3 separate regions of the Homo sapiens genome follow, and all the other regions are linked to region 1. A link is an interaction called in ENCODE POLR2A ChIA-PET data of the cell type or tissue named here. Cell type or tissue: GM12878. All regions are shown on one strand. Region 1 overlaps ANKRD44 (ankyrin repeat domain 44). Region 2 overlaps ANKRD44 (ankyrin repeat domain 44). Region 3 overlaps ANKRD44 (ankyrin repeat domain 44).

Evidence for each region. Peaks named below come from ENCODE experiments on the same cell type or tissue, not always from the same donor. Only the 100,000 strongest peaks of a DNase experiment are listed, where the experiment ranks them.
Region 2: POLR2A ChIA-PET joins it to region 1 with 27 read pairs; 14 of 35 experiments call an interaction of 5 or more read pairs at or near these places.
Region 3: POLR2A ChIA-PET joins it to region 1 with 13 read pairs; 15 of 35 experiments call an interaction of 5 or more read pairs at or near these places.

What each region holds. Positions count from the first base shown.
Region 1 is chr2:197,209,978-197,214,977 of GRCh38, reverse strand. All of the region lies in intron 1 of ANKRD44 (ankyrin repeat domain 44), which reads left to right. Among named protein-coding and RNA genes, the nearest start is that of ANKRD44-AS1, 14 kb to the right of the region's middle. RefSeq lists an enhancer at 1,947-2,186. In GM12878, no CTCF peak of the experiment used is centred here; DNase peaks (open chromatin) are centred at 2,167, 2,818 and 4,907; H3K4me3 peaks cover 2,627 bases; H3K27ac peaks cover 4,946 bases.
Region 2 is chr2:197,290,893-197,295,892 of GRCh38, reverse strand. All of the region lies in intron 1 of ANKRD44 (ankyrin repeat domain 44), which reads left to right. The region is part of intron 5 of ANKRD44-IT1 (ANKRD44 intronic transcript 1); the gene reads left to right. Among named protein-coding and RNA genes, the nearest start is that of ANKRD44-IT1, 9.1 kb to the left of the region's middle. In GM12878, no CTCF peak of the experiment used is centred here; a DNase peak (open chromatin) is centred at 2,114; H3K4me3 peaks cover 3,486 bases; H3K27ac peaks cover 3,858 bases.
Region 3 is chr2:197,302,822-197,307,821 of GRCh38, reverse strand. The region is part of intron 1 of ANKRD44 (ankyrin repeat domain 44); the gene reads left to right. Among named protein-coding and RNA genes, the nearest start is that of ANKRD44-IT1, 2.8 kb to the right of the region's middle. RefSeq lists enhancers at 263-342, 383-432, 2,898-3,027. In GM12878, a CTCF peak has its summit at 402; a DNase peak (open chromatin) is centred at 3,019; H3K4me3 peaks cover 4,759 bases; H3K27ac peaks cover 5,000 bases.

The sequences.
Region 1 (5,000 bases):
TGAACCCTGGAGGCAGAGGTTGTAGTGAGTGGAAATTGTGCCACTGCATTCTAGCCTGGGTGACAGAGTGAGACTCTGTCTCAAAAAAAACAAAACAAAAACAAAAAAATCCAGCTGTTCTTCTAGTCCCAGAATTCCAGTTTGGCCTGCCTTGGAGCATCTATTTGGGAACAGGCATATGTGACCTTCCAATTCAAGACTTTGCTTCTGTTGTTGCTGCTGGGATTGGCAGGCTTCTGTGTTCTAATTACTCTTTTAAAATTCCATTTAAAATGCAATTTCATGTAAATGTGTGTTTTCACATTTAGTTTTTATAGCATTTCTTTTCTTTCCCAACTATATCAGTGATAGGTATTAACTGTAAGATGTGGTATATACAGATGAGCAAAAGAAAAAAGGAGAAAATAACTTGTAATCTAATCACTAAGACATAAATACTACTGACTTGGTCTTTTTTCTCTTACTCTTCCTCTTTATGTATGTATGTACATATTTACTTAAAATATAGACTTGCTATCTCATTGTATATGTTACTTAATGCAACAAAATTCTTTTTGCATGTTTGCCAGGTGCCAGACACTAGGCTAGGCCTTGGATATAGTTTTGTTTACTGTTTTTTTTAAATTGTCACTTAATGCTATATGATAAATATTTCTCCAAGTCTTTAAAAATTATTTGAAATGACATTTTTAATAGCTGCATAATATCCCATCATTTTGATGTGCCATATTTTATTATGTCCCTGAGATTGGACAATTAAGAAGCTTTTGGTTTTTTTTCTATAATAACCAACACCCTAATATACACCCTGAACATAAATCTTTGTGCTCATCTCTGATCATTTCCTTATAGTAATTTCCCACAAAAATTATGGGGGTAAAGAATATGAAAATAGCTATAGCTTATCTGAGGTTGCTTTTCAGTTGCTACCTTCATCTTATTCTTTCTTTGTCTCCAAAGTGACTTGATTGCCTTAAAGTGATTCTAAAATTCACATAGCATTAGAGAAACCTAGACTATGCTTTAGAAAACAGTCTATCTTCCCAAAGATACATATACCCTCTTAAAGGTGCTGTAGTATTGCCAAGATACATACACATATAATATCTTAAAGTTGCTGTATGTACCTTTTTAAAAAGAGAAAGAGTTCTAAGCTTGTTTACTTAGAAGGTCTAATAAATCAGATCATTAAAAGTGTGAGAATTGCCTGTTTATGAAAACGTGCAGTTGGTTCAAACTGGCTATATAAATCGGCCAGATTGTATGAGCCAGTCTACAGGAGCTTAGCAGTGTACAGGTCCAATTCCATTATTTGCTCAATAATAGTTTTATGCTTAGGCTCAGCGTATGAGGCTGATAATTGTGGCATGATAAGACTGCACAGTGCTCAAGTGTATAATGAGCAATGCTTAGCTGGAAGAGAGAAAATATTTATCAGTGCTTTGCTAATGAGATGTTTTTTATATCATCTAATGAGTTGGTTTTATTTTAGGTAAGGTTAAATGTGTTTAATATGTTTCATAGAGATCTTGAAATAACATGTGCTGAAATAAATTAGAAAAAAAATCAGAAAAATTCCAAGTGGGCTCTCTGGAGTAATCACCTCGTAGATATTATTTTGAAAACCAGAAAACTGGTTGGAAGATGATATGCCAAAAATAACATTGTCTACATTAAACAGACTTACTTTATAGACCGCTTGTGTAACAAGATGTATAATGCTCTCCTTTGAGAACTTCTCCTTCCTTCAGGCTAACCTTGTTTGGGTGATATACCAGACTGTGTTAGAGGGGTCATAGCTCGCTGGGTGGCTAAGCCCCTATATGTGTGAGGTAGAAGTCTTGTAGAGTCAAAATTACTCTTGAAAATCTCTTTGGAAGGTGCCACCATGGAGGCCTGTATACTATCCCTTGTGGAGGCCAACACAGCCACTTTGGCCTGCAGAGTTGGAGCCGCATTGCTGTTTCTTTGAGCACCAGATAAGAAGTTGGCTTGCATTTAGGGGCCAACTTGTATGAAAAATATGTTTCTTTAAACACTAGAATCCCAGTCAGCTCTGTGAGATGTTCACACTGTGAAAAGCTTTCTGGAATGAGATGCAGAGGAAGCTGTGGGGTCGTGTTTCCTTTTTTCTCTCTCACCGTGGGCATGTGATCACCGAGTTCCTGATTGAAGTGTGTGTTTGTGTGTGTACGTGTCCACCTCCCTTCCTTGTGGGTGTTAACTGAATTCTTTTGAGCAAAAACATGTCTGACATGACACCACTGCAGTTGCTGTGATGCAGAATTTTTACTCATGTAGAAGTTCTTCTGTGAGAGCCTGCAATAACCTTTTTGGTTAATACTCCCTATAAAAGGAGAGTGGAAGAGGCAGGGTGAACAAATGTGTTATTTTGAATGAATGTGAATGAATCATGAGCAGAGATTTATTGAGGGCCTACTATGTGCTAGCAGTTAGGGATATAGTGGTGACCACAGTGACCGAATCCCTGCCCTTCTAAAACTTATGGTCTTGGTAGATTCCTGAGAATTTGCCTTTGTCTAGGCAACAATGGACTGACTAGATAACCATTAAATACATAGGGGTTCAAATATTTAGTGCAGAAGCATTTTGGGTTCTCGAATAGGGACTGTGTGATACAAGTGGTTTCTTTGAAAATTATCCATGATCTAAGCTCACACACTTACTGGCTCATAAAAGCCAGTTTCAGAGGCCAGATGACTTTCGTGTTTGGTGCCAGTGTGCTCCCACTGGATCCCTATCTGCCTGGTTGCAAACTCTTGGCTCTAGTACTGCCTGATCTCTAGCATACTTTGATCCACCAGAAAGTCCCTCCTTGTTCCAGTTCCAAAACTCTAGCTCTGCAATATCTCCTCTCCTTCCCCCAAAGTGGTGCTGTGGGGTGTGTGTGTGTGTGTGTGTGTGAGAGAGAGAGAGACTGAGAGAGAGAGAGAGGCTCAGTGAAGGGAATTCCCGTGCATGAGCTTACTGTTGATTACTAGCCCTTCATCACCGGAGTGTTGGTCACAAACCTGAGGAGGGCAAAGTGATTGGAGTCCCGAGGTGCTTGTGTTCCTTTGGCTCTGTTGGTCTGGATCTGTCGATCACCTTTCTTGGGGCTTCTTTGTGCTGCGTCGTCTCCTGCTTGCTGCCCCCCACTATTCCTCTTCTCTGAGTTATGGTTTATAACCTGCTGCATCTCCTAATGAACACCTGGAACCTCCAAGTTGGGAAAAGAAGGAGCATCTCATGGTGCCTGGGGCAGCAGGATGGTGTGGCCCTGACTTGGCCCAAGATTCTTGTGCCCCTCGAGGTGGTACCCCTGAGAAATGTACTCATGGGATTAGCGTGATTTCACAGATGGTTAATTTTTTTAAGTTAGTTAACTAAAGACATTATTTTTCCATTGAAATGAACATGGATATCTTAAGGCAGCACTAGACTGTAAAATTCATGTGAATGTTAAGTTAAAAACGTATTTTTCAGGCAGACATGTAGGGAAAGACGTTCACTCTTGTCTTCTGTTACAGGTACTTTGGTGGAAGTACCTGGTTGATCCTGGCTCCTTGGCTAAGTTATTGAAATTTTCTGCAGAATGGGGATAGTTGGAGGATTCACTGGGATATGCAGAAAACACTGAGTGTGTGTTACTTGCCATCTCTTCCTGCTCCCCATTTCCCCACAACATCCCTGGGTTGTCTCTCACCCTGGAGGTATCCTGCTCCCTGTGTCACTGCTTCTGTGGCAGGAACTATGCCTTCCCTGCCCACGTGTGCTGGTGATGCTGCTCCTGGGTGTCCTTGGATCTGCCCAAAGGGCAACTCCTGTGATCTCCCAGAATATTGAGGGTGCAGGACCAAGGAGTCCTTAGAGAGCAGCTGCAGCCTAGGTCATGGCATAGGGGTGGGTGGGATATGATTAGAGAAGAGGCAGGGGGTCCTCCTGGCCCGCTGCCTTTTCTCGGCATGCAGGTGCACAGTGGCGTCTACATACTATGAGGGAGTGTGTGATCCCCAGGTAAACCCCACTGATGGAGCAGGACAGGACTAGCTTCTAGACACCCCCTCTCCAATACCACCAAACAGAGCACATCCTGCCCCACATGGATGCCTCTGCCCCATCAAAGGTGGCAGGAGGACATTTGCCTCTCCAGCCTCTCATTCACTGTGCTCAGTTTCTGTTTCTGACCCCCTTTGAAGCTGCCTCTCTCCATAAGGGAGGAATGATATCTGAGCCGAAGGAGGATGACACATGCCATTCCAGTCCACAACCCGTGGCCCCCTAATCTCTCCAAGACAAGATGTTCCAACAGGTGGGGGTGATCCTTCTCTCTTAAGGCCTGCCTTGCATGAGGACAATTTGCTTCCTTCCTAATCTCTGGAAGAAGGTGTTAGAGTCAGATAGGCATTGGCCTTAAGGAACATTTATTTCTGAGTGTACCAAGTGTGTCTTTGATGCTTTCCCAGAGGAACCAGCTCAGTGTAATGGGAACAGAACAAGCTTTGGCGTCAGAGAAATCTTGGTCTGGATGGGACCTCAGCCCCTCACTAGCTTTATAACATCAGTCAGGTTACTTACATTACTGAGCCTTGGTTTTCTCATCTGTAAACGGAAGATGTTAATCGTAACTCACTGTTAGGGGTGAAGAGGAAGCAATATAATGTATGAAAAGTGCTTGCCATACAGTAGTAGCTCAATAAGTGCTTCTCAACACATCTCAAGCCCAGCATTGGATTCAAGACAGTCCTTCTTAGGAGGCCTCAAATCACATTTGTTTTCTTTCTTTGTCTCCATTCGAAACACCCAACTTCCTCTTGCTGCTGTTCTTTTTTTAGGAGTCAAGAAAAAACAACCTAAGTAAACATTCTCCACTAAGGTGTGACTGAAAGATAGTCTCCTCACTCACTCAGAGGTGATTTCAACAGGGGAAACTTTAACTCAAAGGAATTTCTGTAAGACGTCTCTTAGGTAGTAGGAGTGGATTCCTGTGGTCTCTGTGC
Region 2 (5,000 bases), 81 kb before region 1:
GGACAGGGTTTCACCATGTTGCCCAGTCTGGTCTTGAACTCCTGAACTCAAGGGATCTGCCCACCTCAGCCTCCCAAAGTGCTGGGATTATAGGAAAGAGCAAACCACCGTGCCCAGCCTTGCTTTTACCTTTTCAACCAGCTCTTCCAGAGGCTGAATAGTATTTTTCTTAACTCCATTCCTGCCATGAATTGGCTGTGAGATCCTGGCCAGTCATTATACCTCCTTGGGCCTCAGTTTTCTTTAAGAAATGAGGACATTGTTTTAGAGTTTATTCTTGCAGCTGCTCCAGTCTTCTATAGTTTTAACCCAGGGGTTGCAGACTACTATCCACAGGACACATATGGCCTGCTGCCTGCTTTAAATGGCCCGTGAGCCAAGGATAGTTTTTATATTAAGTGATTGAAAAGGATCAAAAGGATAATACTTTGCAACACATAAAAATTAAACAAAATTCTAATTTCTTTGTCCATAAATAAAGTTGTATTATTTGTTTACGTCTTGTCTATGGGCGCTACAACAGCAGAGTTGAGTAGTTGTGGCAAAGACTATAGGGTCAGCAAAGCTGAAAATATTTATTATCTGGCCTTTTACAGGAAAAAATTTGCCAACCTCTTGCTCTAACTCAAGGGCAGACTTGGGGCCATCCTCTTCAGAAATCGAGTGCTACACTCTTACAGTCCTAGTGTTACCTAAGTTGCACTTTGATCTAGATTTAATTAGATTGAGGTGGGAATTCTTGCTTTTATTATTTTCTCCAGGAGAAAGTAGAAGCTTAGTTAGCTTTTTTGGTATGCTTTCAATTAGAAACAATCCTCCTTAAAACAATAGTTTTGTTTGTACTCAACTTTTTTTTCCCTCTGCCTAGGAATCACTGTAGAGAAGGAAGCCATATGTTTATATTTTAAATCACTTGCCTTTTCTATAGGATTTTTAAACTCCAGATGTGGACTCAGAAACAGTTAATATGTACTTTTGATGCACTCAAAGAGCCAAGATGGGGGAAGAGAGATCTTTACTTCTTATATATGAGAGCAAAACAGAAATCTTAATATTTTCTATTCCCCAAGTAGAGACTCTAGATTAATATGGGGATGGAAATAGCCTTAATTTTGTAGGAGGCTAATTTTAAGCAAACACAGTTTAAAGGTCAAGTATTACAAATGGAAATTATACAATTAAAAATAAATCTTAAAGCTGTCTACTAATCTAATGTTGCTCATTATTCTAGAAGGTTCTCTCTGAAGCTAAGTCTGGTAATTTCTGTGTGGGTTATAAGTTTGTGTGTGTGTTGGGGCGGAGGGGTGGTGCAGAGAGACAGAGAGAGAATGAAAATATGTGTGTGTGTGGTTTCCAGTGTTCATTTCATTAGAATTATAAAGAGCATCTGACTCTTGCTCTTGTACTTCCAGAGTCATTTGAGTTATTATGAAACTCCTCCTAGGCCTGGAGTTCTGTTTGATCTTGGATGAAGATGGGCACCTTGAACTGGTTAGCGAGGCCAGAAAGGAGGTCAGTCAACATGTCATCTTTCATATAAAGGTTCACTTTTCTCAGAAGTGAAACTAACTTCTATATGAAAGATGACACGTGTTGACTGACCTCCTTTTCTCTATCCTTCAGAGAGAATTAAGACTAAAGAAACTTGTTTAAAAGATTTGTAAAGAAATTAATGTAGTGTACAACTTTAGAAAACATGGACAGTGACCGAGTACCTAAGCTGTCTGGGACCTCCAGCATTTTCTGAACAATATTATAAATTGTCTGGTGAAGACAGGAGATGAGCATTAGAATCCCCATTTTTCATAGGGAGAAACCGAGGCCAGTGGCTGTTACTTTGCTTGTTGATTGTTAGTGGAGGTAGAGCTCTTATTTTTTCTGGCTCAGTCTGAGGTGCATTTCATTTGCCTATCCTGTTCTTAAACAGCACTTATAAAATCACGTGTCATTTCTGCAGTTATATTTAGGATACAGCCTAAAATGCTGTATAAACACCCTGTGATAGAATGCTGAAGGCTGCCGCCTGGGTAATTATCATGTGGTTCTAGTATCGTATCATCTGCATTATCCAGATTAGAATGTATCACCCACTTCTAAGCTGGTCTAGAAGAAGGAGCCCATTGTGTGCAAGGCCATAAGGATATTGCCTCATCGTTCCCCTGTGGGTAAAGATCTTTGTGATACACAGAAGACCGTGGAACTTCATTCTTATTTGAAAACACTTGTGACTGGTAATAATCCTGAAATACTAAGGCTTTCCCATGCCCTCATCCCCAAAATTCCTCTCTAATATGCTTTGTTTTCTTTTTTTAGAATTTTGTGAGATGTATTTAAGATTGGCCATCTGAAGGGAACATTTGTCACAGCACTGCCTAATCTTTAGATGTGTGTAAATGCAGATATGTTTAATGAACTCTTTCATTTTCCTGCTTACATGGAGTGGGGAAAGTTTCTTCATTGAGGCTCTCACTTCTGGTTTCAGTCCATTTTTAGCCCCTTGATTAGTGTGTGTCTTGGGAAGGTTGGAGCTAAGCCACTGAATTTCTCTTCACTTCTGGGGGAAAATGTTTGTACCCCAACTTTTTAGTATCTAAGACTCTGGTTAACTCAGTAGTAGTAGATTAGCAGTGACTATTGAATAAGTGAATGATGTAGTGCCAGTCTCTGCTGCTGTGTTTTTTCCTTCACCATCCTTCCCTTCTTTTATCTACTTTATCTACCTTCTTTTTCTCCTCTTGGGATCTTTACCATGAACAGAGGAAGGACAGGAAGTGATTAATTTTTGGTTATGTAAATAACCCTAGTAAAAAGATTGGTGATATAAAATATTGCTAATATTTGTTTGGTGGATTTTTTCTTCTTGGTGTCTTGATAAATATGTATAGTCAAGAATGTGTGGCTGATGGCTTAGTGTGTCATGACATGAACAGATCTGGGACAACTTCTCCAGTCAAGGAAACAGTATGGGAAGAAATGTTTTACTCACCATTTTTTTGTACTGTGGAGATTTTGGACAGGCTTTAACTGGGACAGCTCTTTAAAGACTTGCACAGGAAGTCACTGTTAATGTGCACTCTTGGTTTAAAGCATCTTGCTAAGTAGGGCCCAAAGGAGGCAGAGTGTGATTTCCATCACCGATCCTGGGTGGACTGAGAGGATGGCCATGCTGGGCCATCTACTGATGCTTACAAGTAGCTCATGGCAACATTTTTTATCCCCAACCCCTACCACCAAAAGATTTTTATACGCTATGTATTCCCTTGCACATTTTTTGGGGGGTTGACATCTAAAGTTTTTCATCACAAAGTTGGAAAGATACAAAGGATGTAATTCCTGGCATAATACAAATGTTGACTTTTAAAATGGAAACATTATATCACTGTTTAAAATGTGTTGAATGGAATTTAAACACTATTGTGATTTGAGTGTCCCACCTTCACTTAAAAAATACATGAGCAACATCATCACTGGTCATCAGATAAATGCAAATCAAAACCACAATGAGACACCATCTCATGCCAGTTAGAATGGCGATCATTAAAAAGTCAGGAAACCGCAGGTGCTGGAGAGGATGTGGATAAATAGGAATGCTTTTACACTGTTGGTGGGAGTGTAAGTTAGTTCAACCATTGTGGAAGACAGTGTGGCGATCTCTCAAGAATCTAGAACTAGAAATACTATTTGACCCAGCAATCCCATTACTGGGTATATATCCAAAGGATTATGAATCATTCTACTATAAAGACACATGCACACATATGTTTATTGTGGCACTATTCACAATAGCAAAGACTTGGAACCAATTCAAATGTCCATCACTGATAGACTGGATTAAGAAAATGTGGCACATATACACAGTAGAATACTATGCAGCCATAAAAAAGGGATGAGTTCATGTCCTTTGCAGGGACATGGATGGAGGTGGAAACCATCATCCTCAGCAAACTATCACAGGGACAGAAGAGCAAACACTGCATGTTCTCACTCATAGGTGGGAATTGAACAATGAGATCACTTGGACACAGAGCAGGGAACATCACACACTGGGGCCTGTCGTGGGGTGGTGGGATGGGGGAGGGATAGCATTTGGAGAAATACCTAATGTAAATGACGAGTTAATGGGTGCAGCAAGCCAACATGGCACATGTATACATATGTATCAAACCTGCACATTGTGCACATGTACCCTAGAACTTAAAGTATAATTTAAAAAAAATACATGAGCAAGCATTATTCGATAGTTGGAAATTTTACATTGTTCCTTTTTCTCCTTGAGCTTATACTTCTATTCCACTTTCTCATGCAGAATTTGGCTGGGTGTGGTGGCTCATGCCTGTAAATTACCGCACTTTTATCCAAATATTATACATTATTTATTTTTTTGAGATGGAGTCTTGCTCTGTTGCCCAGGCTGGAGTGCAATGGCATGATCCCAGCTCACTGCAGCCTCCGCCTCCTGGGTTCAAGTGATCCTCCTGCCTCAGCCTCCCAAGTAGCTGGAATTACAGGGGCCCACCACCATGCCCAGCTAATTTTTGTGTTTTTAACAGAGACGGGATTTCACCATGTTGGCCAGGCTGGTCTTGAACTGCTGACCTCAGGTGATCCACCTGCCTTGGCCTCCCAAAGTGCTCGGATTACAGGCATGAGCCACCGCGCCTGGCCACATCTTATTTATTTTTTAGGGACAGGGTCTCACTCTGTTACCCAGCCTAGAGTGCAGTGGTGTGATTATAGCTTACAGCAGCCTGGAACTCCTGGGCTCAAGTGATCCTGTCACATCAGCCTCCTAAGTAGCTAGGGTTACAGGTACACACCAGCATGCCTGGCAAATCTTTGTTTTTTTTGTACAGACAGGGTCTCCCTATGTTGCCCACGCTAGTCTGAAACTCCTGGCCTCAAGGGATCCTCCCTCCTTGGCCTCCCAAAGTGTTGGGATTACAGGTGCGAGCTGCTGTGCCTGGCACAAATGTACTACATTAAAAAAAAACTGCAGAGGT
Region 3 (5,000 bases), 93 kb before region 1:
ACTGTTGATAACCTGAAACACAAATTGTCTGGATTTGTCTTTAAATGTGGCAAAAGTCAGGGGTGACAGATGATGACATTTTCTCTCCAGCTAAAGCTGGGTGCAGGAGCTTGCTAGGTGAAGCAGACACTACTTCAGCAGTCAGTCCTGTAGTGACCTCTCAATCTTGTAAGAGAAGGAAAATGTTTTTTCCTAACTCTTTTTTTTTCAGGAGAGTAAAAAGAAAAAGGGAGAGACCAGTGTAATTTTTAGTCTTTTTTTTTTTTTTTTCACTGTAAAAAAGGAACTGGGAGCTATCACTACAAACAAACAAACTTGGCATTTAGCACTTCTGCATTTGTAACTTTTGTAACAGTGTCCCTTCTGTTTTCCTCTTCACAGGGCACACATAATTTTTATTGCAGCCTTAGGGGGCACTAACCATCCTGGTTTGTGCAGATTGACTGGTGTCCCAGCATATGGGGCTAAAACCGGGAAAATTCCAGGCAAACTGGGAGGAACTGGTTACCCTGTGTAACATAGAACATCCTCAACTATGTCATTAATATAATAATGTAATTAGTTCCTTGTATGTGGACATTAGGAGTTTTATATTTTTTGGTAAAGTGAGATAATTTTAAGTTTGGGAAAGAAAATTTTGTTAAATACAGATCTAAGGCATTTGACTCAAAGATAGCCATGAAACCTTTTTGAAAATTGATTTGATATTGACTGTTTTAGGGTGTTCTTTATGTCATATAGTTAAAGGCACTGTAGTCATTTTAAGTGTGTGGTCGTATCTTCAGCCTGGATCTCTACCCGAAATTTATTTTCAGAGTTATGAAGCTAGGATGGTAAGTTCTGTTGCATGTTTAAAGTGTCCACTATTCTTACCTGCATTTGTTAATGATGGCAGAACACTACTTTCATCTCGGAGGCTGCCTGCAGACAAACTGTTTCAGCAGGTGGCCTTTTTGGAGCTTCCTGCCTGGAGGCCTTCTGGTTTGGTGTTCCCTTGCCAAGTCCTAGTTCACACTTGAGTCACCTACCTTCTTGCCAAAGGCAGTGGCTGGCAGCGGTGGCAGTGGCAAGAGACTAGAAATCCTGTGTAACTTTGGGAGCAGGATTTCTAGCCCATAGTGTGGGGCCTTGGGACGTGTTACATATTTTACTGGGCTGCCCTTGTTCTTCCATGGCTCCCTAGAGCACTGGTGTTAAAGCAAACAGTATGCTGTAGTCCTGTCTTCAGCATAGAAGAAGGGAAAAGAAAGGCTTTATTTAGAACCTTTTCTGGTTGTTTCAGGACCCAATCACATGGTTTTGAGAGTGCACTTGAGGCTGGTGTTTCATGGCAGAGACCTAATAATGTCACACATTTATTGTGCTCTTATTGTATACTGGGCCTTTGCAGTGAATCATGTCTTAATCCTCATAGCCACACTAGGAGGTAGGTGGTGGTGTGATTTCTATTTTATGGATGAGAAAACAGGAATAGAGAGGCTAATTGACCGGTTTAGGGTCATACGCCCAGTAAGTGATCTAGCACACTGTCCTACCCTGGCAGTCTGATTGCACAGGTGGGGCTCTGACCACAAGGCTATACTTTTCATAGTTGAAAGGGCAGTGCAGCCATGGGATTAATGGGTGTCTGATCTTGTTTACAGAGAAGCCATTGGATGAACAGCGTTCCCTGAACTCCTTCTGCCTCTTGGGCCAGACCCATTTCTGTACATAGTAAGGAGCTGCTCTGAGGCCTCTGCCCCTGCCTGGCTTATACCTGGCTTTTCCCATTAGCCTCTCCATTTCCTCACCCCGGTGAATGATGTGTTGGTAGTTCAGTGATTTTTTTCATATATATATATATATATATATATAAAACGAACTGCGGTCATTATAGGAAAAGCAGAAAGCTAGATGAGCAAACCAAAAAATTTTAAAACCATCTGAAGCCTGTATACTCAAGAGATAACTATTCTTGACATTTTGATATGTTTCCTTCTAGTCTTCTGTCTGGGTAGCCAGTTAAAATTTTTAAACTTTTCGTGTGATAATATCATTACCTTTCACTTGTGCACATAGCTGATATCTGTGTTCTCTACACCAATGACTTTTCCAAATAAACTTATTCTTCTCTTACATATATGATTGGCTCTTTAGCCAACGCCAGCACATAAGCTCTAGCTCTGGATTAATGGAACTAACTTTTTTCTTTTTCTTTTCTTTCTTTCTTTCTTTTTTAAGATTTCAACTTTTTACTTCCTCTTTTGCTGTAAACAGAGAGCAAATACGAACTCAAAAAGGCACAAATTGTTTGTACCAGAAACAGAAATGAAAGATTCTTTAAAAAGATTTGTATTTCTACAAGATAATGTGAATTTTTATAGGCTAAAGTATAGCACGAAATAATTTAAAAACAGGCAGAGCTACAGAGATCTGATAATTTTGTGATTTCCAAATTTGTTTAAGCTATGACACTCCTTTTTTCCCCCGAAGAAATTTCATATTGAAGCTCAATATATAAAAAAGATTGGCTTGGACAGTGGTCCCTGAGTCCCTCTTGAAAACTGGTTGGGTTTAGTATTATTTGAAAGCCCCTTTGTATGAGAAAACTCCTGGTGATTGGTTAAGTGTTTTTTGTTGTTGTTTTTGTTTTTTTTCCTGACACATCATGTATGAAACAACATTTATAAATGTTTGTGAATGATTAGGAACTACACAGAACTAGGATGACTATATCATTTTTATCCGTTTGAGAATCATAGGTGATACTACTCAATATGAAGCCACAAATAGACGTGAGCCAGGACTGTCCTGGGTAAACCTGGATATGTGGTCATCATATATTCACATAGACTCCATGTTTGCTCACCACAGGCTTGACAGTGACAGTAAACTAGTTTGACTAGCAGACTACTCTGTCTCTTTTGAGTCAGGTCTACAGTGGTGCAGGTATTACAAAGATTGTTTTATGACCTTGTGCAGAGTTGGGAAACAGCTTCCATGTCACACATGAGTTCTGATCGGTCCAGGACTTGCAGGTGTAATGTGATAGAAACATTCTGACTCTTGCAGTCAAGGATCCGAGAAAGTGTGATTGATTACCAGTGTTTGCTATGGGTACACGGGAAGGGAGAAGTGACATATGTTGTACATTAGCCAACCCTTGGCAAGACATGTTAACCTCTGTAGGCTTCAGGTTTCTCTTTGTAAAATGAAGAGGTTGGACTGGATGCCTTTATGGTGCCTCAGCTCTGCCCTCTCCCTTCTGTGACTTGGTGCCTGTAATGGAGACCGATGCTCTTCACATGGTTTGTGTTATAGCATTTCTTACAAATGTGCCTATGAAGGGTGTATTTGCAGATGAGCTCTAATAAGGCTTTCCAGGTAACAAAGTCAAACAGCTTCAAGTTCCAGAGAAGGATTTTAACCCATGTCAATGACTTAGGACTAATTCCTATTCTCCACCCTACTTCAATTCATAGATAATCTAAGATTACCCATTTTATTTATTCTGTATTTTTATTTTTTTGGGACAGAGTCTCGCTCTGTTTCCCAGGCTGGAGTATAGTGGTGCAATCTTGGCTCATTGCAACCCCCGCCGACCCCCTCCTGGGGTTCAAGTGATTCTTGAGCCTCAGACTCCCGGGTAGCTGGGATTACAGGCTTGCACCACTACGCCCAGCTAATTTTTGTATTTTTAGTAGAGATGAGGTTTCACCATGTCGGCCAGGCTGGTCTCAAACTCCTGGCCTCATGTGATCTGCCTGCCTCAGCCTCCCAAAGTGCTGGGATTACAGGGGTAAGCCACCACACCTGGCCTAAGATTGCCCTCTTTATAGATTACTCCTTTTTAACCTTTTAACCAATATATTATTTGGCTTTGGCTGCTTTCAGAGGTCGGGAATGCAGGTATTTGCCCTTATCAGTGTTTATGTTTGTAAATATGTTGGTAGCCTAAGAGGTTGAAATTAATGATTCATGAATCCAGCTTGTAATTATGATATTCATAATTTTTAAGGATCTTTTCACTTGCCTCCTCTTTTGAAAACTTAAAATTTATATTCTATAAAGTGAGCTAAGCAAATAAATATATAGTCCACTTTGGGCTGTTTCAGGGATTACTAAGTCGATAATTGTTTGCATTTCTTGGTTTTTGTTTGCTTAGAGTCCCCTTGCTCCCATCCTGGGGAGTCTTAAGCATCCAAGCATAGCTTTCTAGGATATCTTTTATACCAGAAGACCATTTTCCCCTAAGAAAGCTTTCAGAGCTTTTAGTAAAATTAGGGAGACTTGTGGAAACATCTGTTTGAGCCTAGACATGGAAATTAATTACAATTCTAACCTGTCTCTAAAAGTTTTGCTTTTTTTATTTAAAAAATTTTGTTTTGCTTTAGTTTGTTTTAAAAATAACACTAGATTGGGAATCAGAAGACGTGGATTCTACTCATGGTTCTTCTAACTGTTGTATGGTTTGGGGTAAGTCCTGGCCTTCGTTTCTTTGTCTGTCAAAATGGGAACAGGTAGAAAATTCTCTAAATTCTTCCAAGCTCTAACATTCTAAGATAGCTCCTCACATATTTCAATGTCAGTCTTTTCTCATCTTGTGGAATCTCAGTTCAAAAAGTATCTGCCTTTTATGAACTTCTGATTTTCTCCCAAGTGTGTTTGTGGCAGCTTTAAAGTTTCCCAGGTTTGGTAAACACATCCTGAGTTTTGTCTAAGGGTGAGGAGTCCTTTCTCCAAGAAGTTTGTCTTCTGGCATCTCCAGGAGCCTGGCTGTGGGGACACAGAACCCCTGGGGCTGTTCTCAGTGTGGTTCTTTGAGAATCCTCTTGAACTTCTTACAGGATAAAGGGAGCAATCCTTACAAAGGCCATGCTTGTCTCTTGTGAGCTGGGGCCCACCTTAGCCTTCTTCAGAGGTGTTGCTTTAGCAAATACCTTGGGTCCTCCCAGGCAAAATCCTATTTTATTGAACCCAAATAACATGTGCATCTAACAAGTTTATTTCTGAAGGGTTGG